Regions from separate parts of the Mus musculus genome. Here region 2 is linked to region 1. The links are chromatin loops, found by intact Hi-C in ENCODE. Cell type or tissue: heart. All regions are shown on one strand.

What was found. Peaks named below come from ENCODE experiments on the same cell type or tissue, not always from the same donor. Only the 100,000 strongest peaks of a DNase experiment are listed, where the experiment ranks them.
Region 2: it touches region 1 in a loop (3-fold over the local background); 19 of 42 quality-filtered maps call a loop at or near these places.

The regions. Positions count from the first base shown.
Region 1 is chr11:101,402,923-101,410,922 of GRCm38, reverse strand. Aarsd1 (alanyl-tRNA synthetase domain containing 1) reads left to right here. Exons shown (of 12, transcript NM_144829.1): 7 at 32-162; 8 at 503-569; 9 at 718-809; 10 at 1,216-1,270; 11 at 2,698-2,792; 12 at 3,899-4,084. The coding sequence ends at 4,034. Among named protein-coding and RNA genes, the nearest start is that of Aarsd1, 11 kb to the left of the region's middle. In heart, no CTCF peak of the experiment used is centred here; no DNase peak of the experiment used is centred here.
Region 2 is chr11:101,203,526-101,211,525 of GRCm38, reverse strand. It overlaps Ezh1 (enhancer of zeste 1 polycomb repressive complex 2 subunit), which reads left to right. Exons shown (of 21, transcript NM_007970.3): 7 at 803-979; 8 at 2,044-2,146; 9 at 3,241-3,404; 10 at 4,097-4,188; 11 at 7,585-7,765. Among named protein-coding and RNA genes, the nearest start is that of Ezh1, 19 kb to the left of the region's middle. In heart, no CTCF peak of the experiment used is centred here; no DNase peak of the experiment used is centred here.

The DNA.
Region 1 (8,000 bases):
GTGTGTCTCTGTGTGTTACCCCTTGGTGTAGGTCATTAAGATTCTGGGGACTGAGAAAGGGAAAAAGAACAAAAGCAACCTGATATTTCTGGCTGGGAATCGGGTACTGAAGTGGATGGAGCGAAGTCATGGAAGTGAAAAGGCCTTGACCTCACTACTTAAGTATGCCCTGCCCTGCCACACCACACCATGCCATGCCACGCCACGCCATGCCATGCCCCTGCCACACCCCCTGCTCCCAAGGACTGCACCCCTGGGCTTAGCATTTCCACCACTAGAGAGGCAGAGTGACCTGCTCCGAAGGGTCAGGTACTCTGGACAGCAGCTCAGATCCCCACAGAATGCTTTAGTCCTGTACCCCACCTTACAGTTGCTTAAGGGCCTCTTTGATTGTTCCCATTTTGAGGAAGGTACCCCAGCAAGGAGGGTATCATAGATTTCTGTTCCCAGCTTCGGAAGGGCCTGGGCAGTTAGCCATTCTCCATTAACCGTTGTCTTATAGGTGTGGCGTTGAGGATCATGTGGAAGCAGTAAAAAAGCTCCAGAATGCCACCAAGCTCCTGCAGAAGGTAATGGATCCTGTGGGTACTGGAGGGGCTGGGCCCCTCGCCTCAGCCCATGTGTGGATTCTCAAGAGGGTTTGAGGGCAGTGCAGGAGGAGAGGCAATGGTGCCCTGTTATCTTTTGCACATGTCTGAGTTCTCATATCCATTTCAGAACAACCTGAACCTCCTTAGAGACCTGGCTGTGCACACTGCCCACAGCCTCAGGAGCAGCCCAGCCTGGGGTGGTGTGGTCACACTACACAGGTGAGAATTGAGGGGCCCAGGTCTCAGCCTCTCCCCACAGATCAATGCACAGTGGGATGTGGGTTGCTAAGTGGTTGGTTTGCTAGTGAGCAGACCCCAGGAAGGGTGCTACTGACTTCCTGGGTTTAACAGCATCTTCACTGTAACTATGTAGGCCTCATTAGCTTCTTTCCTGGCTCTCTCACCTTCTGTCAGATCTGCCAGGATCCTGGGGATCCATGGGTATAAGCCAATGAGGCTGAGGGCATCTTCTCTATGCTGTGGGGTCTCGGAGTTTGTGCACTCAAACAGGAAGCAATGAGGACTGTCAGTTGTAGTCCTGCCTCTAGAGGAGGAACCTGGCCTCCTACAGTGTCACAGCACCACCACTTCATCCTGGGTCTCATGTCTGTGTCCTTTGTCGTAGGAAAGAGGGTGATTCTGAATTCATGAATATCATTGCTAATGAGATTGGATCGGAGGTAAGAGAGAGAGAGAGAGTGTGTGTTAGTTTTCCTCCACTGTGCAGAGGCCCTGGGAGGCATGGATGAGGGAGTTAGCTTAGCCAAAGTCCCTTCAGGTTAACACAAGAAGAGCTGAAACAATTGTATTCACATTGTTTTCCAAGTACTAGCCGAGATCAATCTCTGTAGTCAAGAAAGCTTGAAAGGCACCTGGATCCGTGTGCTAGAGAATGTCGGGTTGGTGAGACCCTTTGAAGACCTCTGCCTCGTCTCACCTGCCTTCCTTCCTTCCTTTCTTTCTTCCTTTCTTTCTTCCTTCCTTCCTTCCTTCCTTCCTTCCTTCCTTCCTTCCTTCCTTCCTTCCTTCCTTCCTTTCTTTCTTTCTTTCTTTCTTTCTTTCTTTCTTTCTTTCTTTCTTTCTTTCTTTCTTTCTTCTGTTGTCTCAAGTCTCACCTGCCTTTCTTTCTTTTTTTGTTTGTTTGTTTGTTTTTGTTTTTTGAGACAGGGTTTCTCTGTGTAGCTCTGGCTGTCCTGGAGCTTACTCTGTAGACCAGGCTGGCCTCGAACTCAGAAATCCACCTGCCTCTGCCTCCCAAGTGCTGGGATTAAAGGTGTGTGTTACCACTACCCGACAGTCACCTGCCTTTCTTGATCCTAATAGTCCAGCATAGGAGGTTGCCAAGTTTCTTTTGCTCTTACTTCAAATTCTTCTTCTTCTTTTTTTTTTAAGATTTATTAATTTTATGTATATGAGTACACTGTAGCTGTCTTCAGACACACCAGAAGGCGGCATCAGATCCCATGACACGTGGTTGTGAGCCACCGTGTGGTTGCTGGAAATTGAACTCAGGACCTCTGGAAGAGCAGTCAGTGCTCTTAACCACTGAGCCATCTCTCCAGCCCCAAACTCTTTATGGAATGCCTCCTGGGCTCAAGCCTCAGGTCTCTTTGTAATTCTGCTGGATACACAGCACTGAGTCTCACAGAGCCCAGTTCTAGCCTGAGAGACATGTGACTTCAGCATTTGTAATTTGGAGTGATAAATGCTGGAGGCAGAACACATTACTTAAAGAGAATGAGAGGCTTCGGGGCTAGGCCACAAAGCCTGCTTAGAGGTATTCAGGTAGCCAAGGAGCAGAGTGACCACCAGAAAGCAGTGGTGTGGCTGTGTAGGCAATGGCGGCTAGGGTGTGTGGTTCATCACAGACAGGAAAGGATAGTGGAAGTGAGACTGTGAACGGTGTCTTCTATTCAGTATGGTCAGTGGCCTTCTCCTAGTGTTTAACCTCCTGGCCATTCTCACAGAGCTTGGCAGCCCAGCCAGAGTGGGAGGCTGCGACATCACCATCAGAGCCATCTCTGTGGTTTAGAGGACTGTCTGTTCTTGACGCAGGGTGTAGGGGAGTGGACCCCATGTGTGCTCATCTCCTTGTCTTACCTTCTAGGAGACCCTCCTGTTCTTAACTGTGGGGGATGAGAAGGGTGCTGGGCTCTTCTTACTGGCAGGCCCGGCAGAGGCTGTGGAAACCCTGGGGCCCAGGTAATGTGAGTGGTTCCTGTGAGAGGGGAGGTTGTGTATTTCGGCATCTGATGCAGCCTGTGCTCCTGCAGGGCATCACACTGTGATGTCCTTGGTTCACAGAGGCATGTGAGGCCGGCTGAGCAGATGTGGTCTCACACAGGCACGCCTAGTTTGACAGATGGGGGAACCTTATATCATGCACTTGAGGCCTCACAGTAAAAGGGGCAGAAGGAGATGAGAGCCCAGGGCTTGCTTTATTATTTATTTATTTATTTATTTTTAACAGAAAATTTGATCCTAAGCAGTGGTTCTCAACCTCTCTAATGCTGTGACCCTTTAATATACTTCCTCATGCTGTGGTGATCCCCAACCATAAAATTATTTTGTTGCTACTTCATAACTAATTTTACTACTGTTATGAATCTTAGTATAAATATCTGATATGCAGATCCTCACCCCAGATTGGGATCCAAAACCAGACCAAAGTACAGATACCAGCAAAGTCCATTTGGTTTTACTGGGGTTACTTATAGGAGCAAAAATTACTTAAAGATGGCTGTGCTATCAAAGCCCTACCCAGCATGGGTGACAGGTCTCAAAGCCGGGGGAACCTGGAGCTCACTGCATGAAGAATGCACATGTGGTATTGTGCCTTTGCCTGTGTTTAGTTGCTCTCCCTGAGCTCAGAGTCCTGCAGAGCCCGTCCGCTCTCCCTTTCCCGTTCTGCCTCTGTGCAGCGCAGCCCACTGTGCTGGTTCTGCCCTGTAGTTCTCTTTCTCTTCTTGTTTTCTTTCGAGACAGGGTTTCTCTGTGTAGCCCTGGCTGTCCTGGAACTCCCTCTGTAGACCAGGTTGGCCTGGAACTCAGAGGTCTGCCTCCCAAGTACTGGGACCAAATAAACCATGCCTGGTTTATTTTCTTGTTTTAACCACATTCAGAGGTAGACTCCAGTTCCTTTGGGCATTAGAATTTTCAGTCATCATTGGCTCTCTGGAGTATGTGTTCCTTGGAAACATCACAAGAAAACATAGTTATTTATAATGGAGACTCCTAACAGGCAGCCTCTGGTGGCCTGAAGTCTGGTTTGGCCAGACTATCTCCATAACCATCTCTTCATTCTCTAGGGTGGCTGAAGTCTTGGAAGGCAAAGGAGCAGGGAAGAAGGGCCGCTTCCAGGGCAAAGCCACCAAGATGAGCCGCCGGGCAGAGGCGCAGGCGCTTCTGCAGGACTATGTCAGCACACAGAGTGCTGAGGAGTGAGGGGCCAGGACGTCGTCCCTGTGACCAACAGTAAAATATTGTGACTCAAACATGGTTGTATACTGCCATTTATGTTAGTGTGCATAATGTGCACGGCGTGCTCCAGTGTGCTAAAGCGACTAGCACCGGTATGAATGGTTTCTGACTTGGCTCCATTAGGTGTAACCTCCATGAGTGGAAATTAAATCAATGAAAGGTACTGAGCTAGGTCCTTTCTAAAGCTTCATGCTGTGGTATAGTTGCTTATGGCTAGTGCAAGACTTCACCTAGGGCTTAGCCTCATCCAAATCTCCTTGCTTTATTTTGTCTTGTTTTTTTTTTTTTTTTTTTTTGAGACAGTCTTGCTGTGTCACTCACCTGAGTGCTGAGACTATGGCCATGGGCTGCCAGGTTTCAGACCTCGGTTTTGTGCGGTGTGTGTGTGTGTGTACACGAGTGAACATGTGTATGGAGACTGGTCTTGGTCTTTGGCTACTTTGTGTGTTCTTCTTTTTTCTACCCTTCTCCATGCCTTTTCTTCCACCCTTTGAACCCCTTAACACTAGGTAGGAGAGAAAGGCATAGAGAGGAAAGGAAAGAGATCCCTGAATAGAAAGTCAGGGGTTGGAAAGAGGGCAATGCAAGTTTGATCTTTGCAGTCAGGATATCTATCTAATTCCTTCTTGTTTCTTCTTTGTGTATGACTATTTAACAAACCATGACCAACAACAACAACCCACCCATCCCTCTGAAGAGTCCCCAGAATTCCAAAGTCGCACAATTGCAGAAACTATCGGAAGCTGGTAAATTCACACTACAGCTGGAGTGTGAGGCAAATCATAGTCAGCCGCTGCAGAGCAGACCTGTATTTCACGCTGGGGATTGAAACAAAGACAGATTCTTAGACTATTTCTGTTTGTAGATTTTATGTATACAAGTGCATGTATGTACAGCCATGTGACAGAAGAGGGCGTCAGATCCCATTACCATATGGTTGCTGGGAACTGAAATCAGGACCTCAGGAAGGGCAGCCAGTGCTCTTAACTGCTGAGCCATCTCTCCAGCCCTATTTTTGTATTTTTTTTAAAGAAACCAAAATTGGAAGCCGGGCAGTGGTGGCACACTCCTTTAATCCCAGCACTTGGGAGGCAGAGGCAGGTGGATTTCTGAGTTTGAAGCCAGCCTGGTCTATAGAGTGAGTTCCAGGTCAGCCAGGCTACACAGAGAAACCCTGTCTCGAAAAAACCAAAAGAAAAAGAAACCAAAATTGGAAAATTGTCACTATACCATTCACCGTTTAACATGTTTATTCATTTATTTTTGCAAGAGCATCTCCTCTATTCTGGAACTCACCAAGTAGGCTATGCAGGTCAGTGAGCCCTGTCTTTGCCTCCCCATCCTGAGATTACAAGCCTGCACTTACACCTGTTTTGTTTTGTTTTTGTTTATTGAGAAGGGTTTTCTGTGTAGCCCTGACTGTCCTGGAACTCACTCTGTAGACCAGGCTGGCCATAAAGTCACCTTGCCAAACCTGATTTTTTAACATGGATTCTTAGAATCATGTTAAATCCTTGTGACTCCAGGGTTTTGTCAACTGACAAAGTTCCTCAGTTTGTCAGAACTCTTTGTGTATGGTATACTTGTGAGTGCAGGTATACATGTAATGTATGCAGTGTCCATGTGTATGATGGATGGGCGTGTGTGTGTGTCCGTGTCCTGTCTCTGCCTCTCATCTCACCATAGGATGCATGCTGCTGTGTTCTCCCTTGTTTATCATTTTTTGTTTGGTTGGTTGGTTTTGGGTTTGTTTTTTTTTTTGTTTTGGTTTTTTGAGACAGGGTTTCTCTGTGTAGCCCTGGCTGTCCTGGAACTCACTTTGTAGACCAGGCTGGCCTCAAACTCAGAAATCCTCCTGCCTCTGCCTCCCAAGTGCTGGGATTAAAGGCATGCGCCACCATGCCCGGCTGGTTTTGGTTTTTTGAGACAGGGTTTAGCCTGTAACTCACTCTGTAGACCAGGCTGGCCATGAATTCACAGAACTCCACCTGCCTCTGCCTTCTGAGGGGACTGAAGACGTGAACCACCACCACCGGGCATGGGTTTTTTGCTTTGTTTTGTTTTTTGTCTGTCTGTCTGTCTGTCTGTTTGTTTGTTTTACAGTGTCTAAAATAAATATGTATTTATTTTGTCTGTTATATATGGCAAGTCTGTGGATGGCAGAGAATAACTTTGTGTGAGTCAGTTGTCTCTACCATGTGTGTTCTGGGGATTTAACTCAGGTTGACAGTCATGGAGTCCAGTGCCTTTAGGTGCAGAGCCATCTTTGCTACCCCAACTGGACTTATTATGTGGGATCCGGGACTCAGAAATCAGATCATCTGTCTTGCAGCAAACACTTTGGCCTACTGAGCCAGCCCAGGCCCCGGGACCTCTTTCAGGGCACCACTCATGAGTGCCCTGCCTACATCACATAATAATCATACCCTAAGGCTGCAGCCCCTCACTGAGGAGCTAGGATGGGAGTTTCCAGGGGACGCAGCACTGAGGCCTTAGGAGTAATAAGACAATGGTAGACCGGTCATTTGCTCAGCATCACACGGGTGGGCTCTGTTCACTTGGAGCATGAATGGTTTATTCAAACTTGGCTCACTTCGGAACAAGTCATAAACCCGCCTTGCTGGGCAAACATGATTGTCTGGCTTACTGCTGAGGCTTTCAGTTCCTTGACCTGGCCTTGGGGACATGAGCATAGTGTTCTCAGAGAGAAGGAACTTTCTGGAATTACTCAATTATGAGGAGGCATAAATACTGGGGCAAATTACGTGAAAACAGAAATTAGGTGTGTGGAGCAGGATAAATAAGCAGTGTCAACTGAGGACATCACTCCAGTCTGTCACAGGGTTCCCAATCCAATGCCTGGGTCAAGAACTGTGTGTTCCTGAAAGGGGTGGATGGTCTGATGAGGGTCACCAGAAAGCTTAACAACACTGACCGATTTGTTGGAGAAGAGTCTTCCAGGGCCCTGGGAGATGCTCAGCAGTTAAGAGTGCTTGCTGCTCTTTTGGAGATCTTGGGTTTGGTTCCCAGCACCCATATTGGATATCTCATAATCACCTGTGACTTAAGCTCCAGGGGATCTGGTGGCCTGTTCTGGTCTCCTCACACAGGTGCACACATTTAACAGATAGGAATAAAACTTTACATTTTTATAATGTGTTGGAGAGGTAGCTCAGCTCTTGAGAGCACTGGCTTTTCTAGAGAACCCAAGTTCATTTCCCAGCACCCATATGGCAGCTCTGTAGTAGCCAGCTATAACTGGTTATGTTTATGGTACTAGGGGATCTAATTTTCTCTGGGCTTCTCACCAGGCACGTTATGCACAGACACACATCCAGACAAGACACCCATACAAATAAAAATGTAAAAGGGGAGCTGGAGAGATGGCCCAGTAGTCAAAAGCACTGGCTGTTCTTCCCCAAGTTCAATTCTCAGCATGTGCACATGGCAGCTCACAGCTGTCTGCAACTCTGGCTCCAGGGGATCTGAACCCTCACATGACATACTGGCAAAACACCAATGCATATGAAAAATAAATCTTTTTTAAAAACTGAAAGGAATTATTTATGTGTACATATAGAGATCATACGTTCTACAGCATAGCTATGGTGCTAAGGTATAACCGTCTACTTGGAGTGTGAAAAATAGAAGGGAGTTGTTGAGTTAGAAATGTCCCTCGTCCCCACCTCACCCTTTGTTCCTGGGTGGAAAGCCAGGAGTCCACCACACTATGCCAGAATGCCTGGGTTTTTTTTTCCTCAGGAGACCTTAAATAAACTCTGTGGCTCTGTCGCCACTTGTGGCAAAACACTGTGATGAGAAAATCTCTTGGAGAAAGTGCCTGCCCCTGTTTTCTATTCCTAAATGTGAGTCAACTCTGACTACTGTATCCTCTACAGAGGGCAGCCTGGCTGTTCAGGGGAGTGAGTG
Region 2 (8,000 bases), 200 kb after region 1:
AGAATAAATAAATAAATGAGAAGTCACTATTGAGACATTATACAGCACAAAGCCAAGTGATTTTTCGCTTGATTGTTATTTTCCTGCCTTGCTGTGGTTGTTGGCACACTGAGAGTATGTCTGATCCCTGCCTGTAGACCAGGCTCCCCTGTCTTCTGAATGCTGAGATTAAAGGTTTGTGCCACCATACTGTGTGTGCTGTTAAGATTTTTGAACAGCAAATCCAGTGTTACCAATGACCACAGAACTGGAATATTCTAATAAGGGTAAAGGCTCTAGCTAGTTAACTGTTAGTAGTTGTTAGGGTTCATCAAATGATGTGGTGTTACACCTCTTACACCCCTAGACTGCAGGGTGAGTGCTAAAAAACCTACCTTATCTTTTTTTTTTTTTTTGAGACTGGTTTTCATTATATAGCTTTGACTGTCTTAGAACTCACTATATAGACTGGCCTCAAACTCAGAGATTCACAAACCTCTGCCTCCCAAGTGCTGGGATTAAAGGTGTGCACCACTACACCTGACAAGATACTTTTTTTTGTTGTTGTTTAAAATGTCCATTAGTATTTTGCCTATATGTATGTCTGGGTAAGGGTATTGAGTCCCCTGGAACTGGAGTTACAGATAGTTGTGAGCTGTTATGCGGGTGCTGGGAATTGAACCTAGGTCCATCTGGAAGAGCAGTCAGTACTCTTAACCACTGGACTGTCTCTCCAGCCGCAAGACCCTGTCTTAAACCCTGTGTGCAAAGATGAGTAGAGTGTGCGGCCACCACTGCTCACTTTTCTATTCCTTTGTTTCAGAGATGATCCCTGGATCTGTGCTGATCAGCGATGCTGTGTTTCTGGAGCTGGTGGATGCCCTCAACCAGTACTCTGATGAGGAGGAGGACGGGCACAACGACCCCTCCGATGGAAAGCAAGACGACAGCAAAGAGGACCTGCCGGTAACAAGAAAACGGAAGCGCCATGCTATCGAAGGTGCACAGCCCTGCTTCCATAGACTATTTTGAAATTGACAGGGAAGAATGGAAAACTTGAGAGTATTATTTTTTAAAAAAACATTCATGCTTCTCTTTGGTCTACTTACAAGGAAAACATGGTCATTAACTGATAGCTTCAGCTACTGAACTAGCTGACGGTGAGAGTGGAACAATTTCCAGGGTAGTCATTGCTGTTAGTTTCTAATTCTACTGTGCTTGGAAAATCTGGAAAGATATAAAGGAGAAAATAAGATTATACTTCAATCTTGCTACATAGGAATAATCAGATTATTCCTTGTAGATTGTAAATTGTACATATCTAAATCAGCATGGTCATACAAAATTGAGATTGTGTGGGTGCGTGATATAAACTTTTATCTTCTTAATTTAATTTTACAAATATTTTCCAAGTCACTAGTATTTAATTCAATATTTCTGGGCCAAGGTGATTGCTCAGTGGTTAAAGTCTTGCTATGAGGACAGGAGCCCAGATACCCAGAACCCATGAAGATGCAAAAATGCGTGTGGTGTCCTCTCTGTGATTCCAACCTTAGAAGGTGTAGAAAGGGGATTCCCCACGACAAGAGTGCTGGCCAGACTAGTCATGTTGACAAAGGAAGAGGAGTGGAGGAAGATGATTCTAGACATCAGCCTCAGGACCGCACATGCATATGCACGCATGCCCACACATGTGTGCCCACATACACAAACACACATCCACATACCTGCACAAGCACTTCAGAATGGGAAAAGAAGAAACCTCGGAGTTACCGAATGACACTGTTATTTACTTGTAGTGTACTTGTAGAGAAGACAGTGTCTCTCTCTTCCTATGAGAGTCCCAGTGCCAGTTGTTCTTCAGCACCAGGGTTATAGTGGGATTCATCTGTCTTCACCTCTGAGAGACTCCTCTTGATTATAATAGGGACTGTAGACTTTGTTATCAATACAGTTGAGGTTTGGATGAGCACAGCAGCTGTAATCATTTGTTCTGCTGCAACAAAGGGAAAACGACAAACAGCTTTGTCTATGCCCAGGAGTTCACTGTCATTTCCCATTCAGGCAACAAAAAGAGTTCCAAGAAACAGTTTCCAAATGACATGATCTTCAGCGCCATTGCGTCCATGTTTCCTGAGAATGGTGTCCCTGACGACATGAAGGAGAGGTAGGGACAGCTGTTCCACTCAGGCCAGACCCAGGGCTTGTCAACAGACTCCTTTTTTTGTAAAAGAGATTTATTTATTTTAAAGATTTGTTTATTTTGTGTATATGAGTACATTGTAGCTGTACAGATGGTTGTGAGCCATCATGTAGTTGCTGGGAATTAAACTCAGAACCTCTGCTCGCTCTGGGCCCGCTCGCTCTACCCCGCTCCCTCCAAATATTTACTTATTATTATATAAGTACACCGTAAGTACACCATAGCTGTCTTCAGACACAGCAGAAGAGGGCATCAGGTCTCATTACGGGTGAGCTACCATGTGCTTGCTGGGATTTGAATTTAGGACCTTTGGAAGAGCCATCGGTGCTCTTAACCGCTGAGCCATTTCTCCAGCCTGTGAACAGATTCTCTCCTTTTTTTTTTTTTTTTTTTTTTTTTTTTGGTTTTCTGAGATAGGTTTTCTCTGTGTAGCCCTGGCTGTCCTGGAACTCACTTTGTAGACCAGGCTGTCCTGGAACTCAGAAATCCACCTGCCTCTGCCTCCTGAGTGCTGGGATTAAGGCGTGTGCCACCACCGCCCGGCCTGTGAATAGATTTTTTTTTTTTCAGAGCTGAGGACTGAACCCAGGGCCTTGCTCTTGAGCTAAATCCCCAACACTCCCCCCCGCCCCCGCCCTCCCCCCCCCCCCCCCCCCGTGAACAGATTCTTATCCAAGCCCACTTTTTGATAATAAAAAGCCCTGTTGTGTGCCATGGTTTGCTTACTCTTCTGACTTTCTTACCTAGTACCTCTGAATGTCCCTTGTCATATTAGGGATCATTCTGTGTGCTGCTTTTGAGGACGTCTGGGAAGAAAACTTGCTCTACCTTCCTGGGTAGTTACAGCAGCACTGAACTTAGCAAGCCGCCTGCTCCTTACTTTGATACTTATGCCCAGCCCTGCAGAATTGCGATGGCATGTCCACTTAGTTGCTTACCATCTCCTGACCCACCAAGCCTATAAAGGCCACCTATCCTCCCTTGGCACCCCATGCTTGGATGGCAGTTCCCTGGCTACAGTGGAGAGTTTCCTAAAGAGGAATTCTCTTTTCTTACAGGTATCGAGAGCTGACAGAGATGTCAGACCCCAATGCACTTCCCCCTCAGTGCACACCCAACATCGATGGCCCCAACGCCAAGTCAGTGCAGCGGGAGCAGTCTCTGCACTCTTTCCACACCCTTTTCTGCCGGCGCTGTTTTAAATATGACTGCTTCCTTCACCGTGAGTGGGGCTGCTCTGGGGGAAGTGCTTCGCTCCCCCCACTCCACCCCAGCCCAGCTCCTTCCCTGTGTTTTGCTTTACTGTGTGGCGTTCCCAGCTCCTGCTCCCGAAAGGGATTCACGAAAGCCCAGTTGTTTTTATTTGCTCAGTGATACTGTGATAGGTACAACCTAATTAAGCACTGTGGTTGTCTTCTCTTGGCACCTTCTACCTTTGAAAGGATTATATAGATATCTACAATCTAGATTTTCTATACCTTGGAGGTCATCTTTTAAATGGATTTTAAAAAAAGATTTATTTATGTATATGACTGCACTATACAAATGGTTGTGAGCTTTCATGTGGTTGTTGGGAATTGAATTTTTTAGGACCTCTGCTCACTCCAGTCAACTCTGCTTGCTCAGTCCCTGCTCACTCTGGCCCAAGGATTTATTTATTATTATACATAAGTACACTGTAGCTTTTTTCAGACGTGCCAGAAGAGTGCATCAGATCTCATTACGGGTGGTTGTGAGCCACCATGTGGTTGCTGGGATTTGGACTCAGGACCTGCAGAAGAGCAGTCAGTGCTCTTACCCACTGAGCCATCTCGCCAGCTCTTAAATGAAATTAACACCTGCCATAGCTCCCTAACTCAGTTTTCTTGTCAAAAGGATAGAACCTTGGAAACACTACAGCCTTTTGTTTTCCAGCTTTCCACGCCACCCCAAATGTATATAAGCGCAAGAACAAGGAAATCAAGATTGAGCCAGAACCGTGTGGCACAGACTGCTTCCTTTTGCTGGTAGGTTTTTAAGCTCTTCTGTCTTTGTTATCTCTGTTTAAAGTTGAGGAGGAAATGGTCCTAGAATTTTCTGTGTCTGGGAACACAGCACTGCAGAGGTTCTCCAGACATGGTAGAGTGAATTTAGTCTTTTGGGGTGATGGGGTAAGATCTGATGAACATTAGTAAAGGATTTTCTGCTCTAAATATCACTTCAGAGTCTTGAGGCTGTTGTTGTACTCAGAGCACAGAGGGCTGTGCCTGTGTGTTAGTGGTGGAGTACTTGGGCTTGGCCCCAGCACCATCCAAGAGAAAATGAGAGCAAAGTGTACTGTCATTGTGCTGTCTTCTACACAAAAGCCAGTGCTCTGAAGACAAGAAAGTTGGTGGGAAGATTGTTTTTATTCAACAGCTGGCTGCCATCGTAAGGATATTGGTGGTGGTGGGGTACCGTAAGATCCCTTCTCAATGGGTGTGATAGCTCATGCCTTTAATTCCAGCACTCATGAGACAGGCATGCGGATCTCTTGAGTTAGAGGCTAGCCTGGTCTATGGAGTAAGTTCTGAGATAGCCAGGACTACACAGAGAAACACTGTCTTGAAAAACTCGGGGGGAAAAAATCTCAGAGAACTCAGGAACACGGGGCTTCTAGGGAGAAGCAGAAGGAACCGGTCTTCATCCTTCAGAGACAGTTCTCCTTCTGGTCTCTGACTGGCTATCTCAGTGGTCCCCAGCCTCCTCTGTAATCCATAAAGCAGTTATAGTACTTCTAACCTTCAGAGGAACCCCGTGGTCTCTGAGCTGATGCACAGTGCCAAACCGTAGGGACTTCATATGGCCTCATTATCTGGTATTCTGCATTCTGTATGTGCAAAGAAAGATTACTTAGCTCTTAATATCTAAGTATTGGGTGCAACTTCTCATTAGGATTTAGAATTGGGCAAAAGAGGGTGACATAATTGTAGGTGGCAAAGAGAAAGGGAAATTAAAGGAACTCCCCAGGACAACTGCTAGGGGGCCACCATTCGCTTGCTGCCAGCCCTTCATTCATTCTGACTCCTCAGTGCTAAATGGGAGAAAAGATGGAGGGTTGGGGGACAGAGGCTTTGATGGGGTGAAGTATGTGGTCCTTTGCTGAGCGGGCAGTCAGAACATCATTGCCACGTGTATGATTTAATACCTTCAGTCCCGAGGAGGGGCCCATTGTTGTTGATATTAGGAGTGTTTGTTCTGATTATCTGAGAAGTGAACATAAAAGCCTTGTTTTTTTCTTGTATAACTGACTGTCCAAAGGCCAGTATTCTGAGAAGATGAGATGGGGCTTCTGCCTGAGAGCCTCATCTCAGGACACTTAGAAAGCAGGAGCAGGAGGCGGGATGGGAGTGCTGTGTGTGCTGAGTGAGATGTTGGTCATCTGGGGCACTTGTCCTTTTCTCGCTGACTGGTGCATATCAGTGGATCTTAATCTTCTGAGGCTAGTGCTGTTGTTTGTGGGCAGACATATTTTAATCATTTCTTTTGAGCATTGGGTGAGGTATGTCATAGCATTTGTATAGAGGTCAGAGGACAACTTTTTTGTTTGTTTGTTTGTTTTTCGAGACAGGGTTTCTCTGTGTAGTCCTGACTGTCCTGGAACTCACTTTGTAGACCAGGCTGGCCTCGAACTCAGAAATCCACCTGCCTCTGCCTCCCCAGTGCTGGGACTAAAGGTGTGCTCCACCACTGCCCAGCAGAGGACAATTTTAGGAGTTGGTTTTCTACTTCTGTGTGAGTCCTGGGAATCAAACTCTGGTTTGCTGCAAGTACTTTTACCCACTGAGTCATCTGCCCAGACATCCTGTTGTTAAACTTCAGCAATCTACGTGGTTTGTTCGATGTGATGCACAAAACTGAAGGATAATGCAGAGTTTTATACATACTGGTGTTATCTGAAGGCCATCAGATGTTCTTGGGTTCTATCAGTCTACAGCATAGATTATTTATTGCTTAGGATGTGACTTGTCGTTAGCCTTCAGGTGCTAGGCTTAGGAAGGGGTGGTAACTTTGGAAAGGGGTGGGGGTAAAGTACTTGTGCAGAAGTTATTATTCAGTTATCTGGGCTGTGCCCAGACAAAGGATAGACTACCTTGACACAGTTTCTGCTATCAGTTAAAACTACAGTGTAAAGCCATGTGCCTTCCCAAATATCTTCAGCAGGGTAAGAGAAGGGGCATGGTGGCAGACATTACTTGTTCATCTGAAGTGGTCGGGATGGTTATAGCAAAAAAGAAAGAATAAATGAACACCTTCCGACTCATGTAGTACGTCCTTCCTATGTATCAAGTCCCATGCTGCACCCCACCCTGCTTTAGCTTACTGTTACTCTTCTGACGGTCTTCTGAGGTAGAAGACATTAGGGTCACATACTTTGCACAGTTTATTAATAAGTCAGCGCTTACAGCATTGTTCAGATGCAAGCACTGATCTAAGTCTATAGGCTGTGCTTTTTTTCCAGGCCTTTCTCTAAACATAATGATAACATTTAGCACCTCATTAACTCAGAAGGTCATCACCCTGCTCAGTGTCACCACTCTGAAACCGTGTGCGTGTGTTTCTTCAACTTGAGATAGCCATAGACACACATTTAAATGTGCTGGGCTATCCTCCCCCTATTTTTGTTTTTCTTTACGGATAGTGTCTTTATGGATAGTGTCATAACAAGATGTCTGGCCCCACCAAAGCAAGCCTTCAGAATGGTAACCAAGACCTCGGTTGTTCTTATAAAAAGCTTCAGAAGAAAGTAAAAGACGGAAGAGAAGCCAGTGTTTATAGTTTCTTTAAGTTGTTTTTTTTTTTTTTTTCTTTTTTCCTTTTACAGCACAGAGAGTTTAATTTACAGTCACAGGCATGTTAGGCAGGTGCTCTAACACTGAGCTATTCTCAGCTTACTAACTTGTTAATAAGAACCTTTTGTTTTCAGACTACTAGCCTGAAATACAGTTCAGGCTCAAGATCCTGGTTCAGCCTCATGTGTTAACTGAAATGGAGGCTTCATAGTCATGTGTGAGGAAAGGGGCCTAGGGACAGGAGCCCTGACTCGAGTCCACTCTGGAACATTGAGCTACATTCTCTGAAGCCGGTTCCATCGCCTCTGACCCTTGGTTCATATGCAGGGGATGTTCTCAAATCCCAGATGGCTAACGCATGAAAGAATTTCAGATGTTTCTCAAAGCTGAAGATGCCTAGATTTTGGGACCCTTTTTCTGTGAAAAGAGACGTTTCCATGTTTTGGGGAATCTTTAACCACTGTCATAATATGGTCACACTTACATAGTACAGGTACAAACAAAGTATCCTTGTACAAAGCTTTATGATGGGGTCATCAACTCAGAGACACTGCCTATCCCTGTTTCTTCTCTGTACTCTGCTCACCACAGGAAGGAGCAAAGGAGTACGCCATGCTGCACAACCCTCGGTCCAAGTGCTCTGGGCGCCGCCGCCGAAGGCACCCAGTGGTCAGTGCTTCCTGCTCCAATGCATCAGCTTCTGCTATGGCTGAAACTAAAGAAGGAGACAGTGATAGAGACACTGGCAATGACTGGGCCTCCAGTTCTTCAGGTAAACAGAAAATGCCCAGCTCCTAATCTCTTAATATTTATAACTTTTAAAAACAATTTTTTCTACCAATTTACCTGTAAGCAAATGAAAGTGAGGCAGACACATGCACGCATGCACGCACGCAGGAACTATGTAGACCAAGCTAACCTCAAACTTGTCCTGATCCTGCTGCTTCTGTTTACAGAATTACAGGAGTGTGCCCTGCACAGCTAACGTTTGCATTCCTAAATGTTCT